Linked DNA regions of Homo sapiens: region 2 is linked to region 1. Evidence: read pairs that join two places in POLR2A ChIA-PET (ENCODE). Cell type or tissue: Caco-2. All regions are shown on one strand.

Region 1 (2,500 bases):
CTCTGAAGCAAACTATAACCAGGAACTAGGGCCTGGGAGAAGGAGAAGAAAGAGTGCAGAAGGGCAGTTATCAGATAAGAGTATGTACTTTGGAGTCAGAGACCTGAGAACAGAACCTCCCTCATCTGCCACTTTCTTGCTACATAACTTGGTCAAGTCACATAATATCTCTGAGTCTTAGATTTTCTTTTTTGTTTTGCTAAATGGGGTCAATAAAAATTACTTTTCATTAACATTGTTAGGAGGGCTAAAATAAAGGATTCATGTAAAGCTTTTAGCATTGTACCTAGGATATGGTAAGTGTGCACTAGCTTAAGAATTAAGTTAAAAAATTATTTGAGAACTTGACTCCTGGAAATGTCCAGGTTTAGAGCTAATCTGGGCCCAGGAGGGACTGTTCCAGACAGTTCTTCAATAAAGAGGCCCAGAGATCAGCTATGGGTCCCTCTGCCCATCACTACTCACTAGGCTGTGGAGCCTGGACAAGCACCATACTAACATGAATTAATAACAGTAATTAATAACACTAAATAATGTTTATAATATTACCGAATGCCTTCCAATTATCCAAATATACCAAGTTATTGTGAGAATAAATGAGATACATGTAAATCATGTCCCAGAGTAAGTGCTTAGTAAGTATTATTTCACAGAGGAGAAGCAGGCTGAAAGGCACTAATTAATCTGAAGCCACACTGCTAAGAAGTGGCAGACTGGACACTTTGGTGCCAAGTTCTGAGTTCTTTCCACAACACAAATATGTCTAACACCCACCACAGATGTTGGTGTGCTCTGAAAATATTTGCATGACAGTTAATATTTGGAAAATGAACATCAAGAGGCATTCTGTGGTATTCCTTCACCCCAATCTGCAGTTTTTAAATGATTTCTACCAGAGCTGATATATGATCCCAAACCTCTTGGCCATAGGTGTTCATTTTTTCCCTATACCTTTTCCTAAATATGCCCAGCCATCTCCTTTCTAAAATATTTATTATATCTCCTTAAAACAAACATTCCTCAAATTCAGAAGTTGCTGTTTACACACTTCACTTTATCATGCACAACTATACACACACACACACATATATACACAAAGTCACATTATACAATCCTAGAACATAGGGGCTATAAAATGAATTTTGTTGACTGCCATCTACACCAACAGATTGGACTTTTACCTTTTCTTCACCAGATAAAAGGAAAAAGAAAAGAGCAATAACAATAAATTCCGGTTGAGTGATTATATAGAATAGGCAATAGATTACAGCTAGCAACAGTGTGTGTGTCCGATAGGAGCTCAGGCCTAGCTGGGTGGAAGCCCCACCCAACTACTTGCTTGCCGACCTTGAGAATATTACTCAACATCTCTAAGCCTCAAGTGCCTCACCTACCTATAAAGCAGAGATAATAATAGAACCTACCTCATAGGGATGTCCTGTAAATTAAATCAAATAATTCCTGTAGCAAACTTATTGTAAGTCCTGGAAGATAATAATGCCTAATAAGTGTAACTTGCTATTATTATTATTATTATTATTATTATTATTTTCCTCATTGTTATTCAAAAATCACAGAAACAAGAAGATAAAAAAAGAAAGAATAAATGAATAAATGACAAAATTTGGAAAATACCTTTGGATCAAAACAGCAGTTGTATTTGTAGACTGCTTTATAATTTTCCAAATATTCTTGCTTCACTCATCAAGTATTTATTGTGTTGGGCAATGCACTGTGTTCTGCAGATACTAGTGAATAAGACAGAGGCGATCCTTGTCCATTTATGCATTGGATCCTCAAAACCATAGTCCTATAAGGTAGATAAATCTACTTGACAGATAAGAAAACTGATGACTGAAGAAATTACAACTTAAAAGTAGACAATGGAACCTGAGATTCATTCACTCAACAAATATTTATTGAGTGCCTTTCACATGCTAGGTGCTTTGCTAGGAACTGGACATATAGAAATGAAGCTCAGATAAAAAAGTATTTGCTCTCATGTTGCTTACTTTCTAGTTGTGAGCATTAGAAAATGTCAAACACATATAACATCTAATATGTCAGATGATGATAAGTATTACATGGAATAATAAATCAGAAAGTGGAGGTGGGAAGTTCAGGTGCGATTTTGCATAGGGTTATTTAGGAAAGTCTCTCCAGAAGGTGCTATTGAGAAAAGACAGAAAAGATGGGGAAACTAAGGAATGATATATTTCACAAGGGTCCATTTAGGGTCTTCTAGCAGGCTTTGATTTGCTCAGGGCTTTCCTAGTGGCCTCTTTTACCTCCTTGTTTCTCAGGCTATAGATAAGGGGATTCAGCATTGGGGTCACCACCGTGTAGAGCACAGACACCACTCGGTCTCCCTCGGAGGACTGGCCTGTGTTGTCTCGCAGGTACATGAAGATGAGGGTGCCAAAGAAAAGAGCGACGGCAGTGAGGTGGGAGGCGCAGGTGGAGAAGGTCTTGGCCCGGCCTCCAGCAGAGTGGATCTGCA
Region 2 (2,500 bases), 400 kb after region 1:
TTTTTTTTTGAGACAGTCTCACTATGTCACCCAGGCTGGAGTGCAGTGGCGGGATCTCGGCTCACTACAGCCTCTGCCACCCGGGTTCAAGTGATTCTCCTGCCTCAGCCTCCTGAGTAGCTGAGACTACAGGCACGAGCCACAACACCCGGCTAATTTTTGTATTTTTAGTAGAGACAGGGTTTCACCGTGTTAGCCAGGATGATCTCGATCTCCTGACCTCGTGATCCGCCCAACTCGGCCTCCCAAAGTGCTGGGATTACAAGCGTGAGACACCGTGCCCAATGGACTCTGTTCTTAATACCAAATCAGAAACTAAAGAAATTCCCAGGAAGAAGTGAGCAAGAATTCCATGGCCCCAGACATCAGAATCCTCTGCCTAACACACCAAAAGGGGGTCACATCTTAGCCAGAAACAGCAAAAACTTCAGCATAGAAGCAGAAGCAAAGTTCATTCTTCAGGACACAGACTAATAACAATCACAAGTTGTTTTTTTTTTTTTTTTTTTTTGAGGTGGAGTTTCGCTCTTGTTGCCCAGGCTGGAGTGCAATGGCATGATCTTGGCTCACCACAACCTCTGCCTCCCGGGTTCATATGATTCTCCTGCCTCAGCCTCCCGAGTAGCTGAGATTACAGGCATGCACCACTACGCCCAGCTAATTTTGTATTTTTAGTAGAGGCGGGGTTTCTCCATGTTGGTCAGGCTGGTCTTGAACTCCGGACCTCAGGTGATCCACCCACCTCAGTCTCCAAAAGCGCTGGGATTACAGGCGTGAGCCACCGCGCCTGGCCCATATATTCAATTATAGAAAACAACTTGTGGACCAGGCGCGGTGGCTCACGCCTGTAATCCCAGCACTTTTGGAGGCCAAGGCGGGTGGATCACCAGAGGTCGGGAGTTTGAGACCAGCCTGGCCAACATGGTGAAACCCCATCTCTACTAAAAATATAAAAATTAGCCAGGCGTGATGGTGCTTGCCTGTAGTCCCAACTACTAGGGAGGCTGAGGCATGAGAATCACTTGAACCCAGGAGGCGGAGGTGGCAGTGAGCCAAGATGGCACCCCTGTACTCCAGCATGGGTGAAAGAGCAAGACTCTGTCTCAAAAAAATAAAAAATAAAATTATATTATTTTCATTTAAAAAATTATATATATATTTATATTATATATATATAGCAAGTCAATACTAAGCCAAGTCAGAAAAGGGAAAAACAGGGTAGCTTTTCACCCCAAAAAAAAGCAGAGGGGAGGAGGCCACGAGTATCTCTGATCCCAAAAAGCCCCTAGAAGTTGAAGGAAAAGCTACCCCTTGTCCCTGGTCTTGGAAAGACCCTTTTCTCTTCCCCTATTCTTGCCTACCTGAGGCGCCGACGAGGGTCAGAGGGTGTCCCAGTCCGACGGGCAGTGCCATAATCAGACATCATACCATAATCCAGGTCATCATAGCCCATACTACGCTGGTCATCCTCTAGCCCATAAGGCTCTGGATGAAAGCGATGCAGATCCACGCTGCTCCCACCTACCCGAACCTGGGGTTGGGGCCCATACACATCCTGTCTACTAGGTGCCCGGTAGCCTTCCATGCTGGGCCTATACCGCTCCTCAATGCGGGTCACCCGGGACAGACTGCCATAGTTATCACTGCCACCTGGATAACCATCTTCATAGTGGCGACTATAACCATCAGGAGGGTAGTGGAAGTTCCTAGGAAGGGTAGCAGTGCCAGCTTGCCCCACATAGGGACCAGGTCCCCCATTGCCATTCTTGCGGAAATCACGACCCAAAGTCTGGATATAGTTGTTAGAAACTGATGAAGCATCCACAGGCAACCCGTCTGGTCCCATAGCGACTGGCTGTACTGTCCGTGTTGTCACAGTCTTCACTACTTTCTTGACCTGCAAGTAGGAAACAAGAAAAAGAAAAACTAATTAAGGAAGTGAGCAATTAAATTCTTTTTTTTTTTTTGAGATGGAGTCTTGCACTGTTGCCCTGGCTGGAGTGCAATGGCGTGATCTCGGCTCACCTGCAACCTCTGCCTCCCAGGTTCACGCAATTCTCCTGCCTCAGCCTCCCGAGTAGCTGGTATTACAGGCACACACCACCACACCTGGCTAATTTTTTGTATTTTTAGTAGAGACGGGGTTTCACTATGTTGCCCAGACTGGTCTCAAACTCCTGACCTCGTGATCCGCCCACCTCAGCCTCCCACAGGGCTGGGATTACAAGCGTGACCCACCGCGCCCAGCCATGAACAATTAAATTCTATACCACTCCAAAAGAAACAAATCTTTATATCCCTAGGTCACTTTACCTAGGAATGCCTTAAAGCCTACCATCTATCTTTCTTTCCATCCTATAGGAAGTCCCCAAGCAGGAAAATTGCCCTGACAGTAACTATGCTTATAAGGGAAGCTACTATAGACCCTGATATACCTTCTGTCTTCCCTATCCCATAAGATTTTCCCATCTCTTCATCCTTTCTATCTGGCCAGAGATCA

Evidence for each region. ChIA-PET counts read pairs that join two places held together with the same protein. Peaks named below come from ENCODE experiments on the same cell type or tissue, not always from the same donor. Only the 100,000 strongest peaks of a DNase experiment are listed, where the experiment ranks them.
Region 2: POLR2A ChIA-PET joins it to region 1 with 5 read pairs; 1 of 35 experiments calls an interaction of 5 or more read pairs at or near these places.

Annotation. Positions count from the first base shown.
Region 1 is chr11:58,191,167-58,193,666 of GRCh38, reverse strand. OR9Q2 (olfactory receptor family 9 subfamily Q member 2) reads right to left here. Exons shown (of 2, transcript NM_001005283.3): 2 at 1-2,500. The coding sequence ends at 2,232. Among named protein-coding and RNA genes, the nearest start is that of OR9Q2, 3.3 kb to the right of the region's middle. In Caco-2, no CTCF peak of the experiment used is centred here; DNase peaks (open chromatin) are centred at 66 and 1,306.
Region 2 is chr11:57,795,854-57,798,353 of GRCh38, reverse strand. CTNND1 (catenin delta 1) reads right to left here. Exons shown (of 21, transcript NM_001085458.2): 6 at 1,362-1,897. TMX2-CTNND1 (TMX2-CTNND1 readthrough (NMD candidate)) reads right to left here. Exons shown (of 21, transcript NR_037646.1): 7 at 1,362-1,897. Among named protein-coding and RNA genes, the nearest start is that of CTNND1, 35 kb to the right of the region's middle. In Caco-2, no CTCF peak of the experiment used is centred here; no DNase peak of the experiment used is centred here.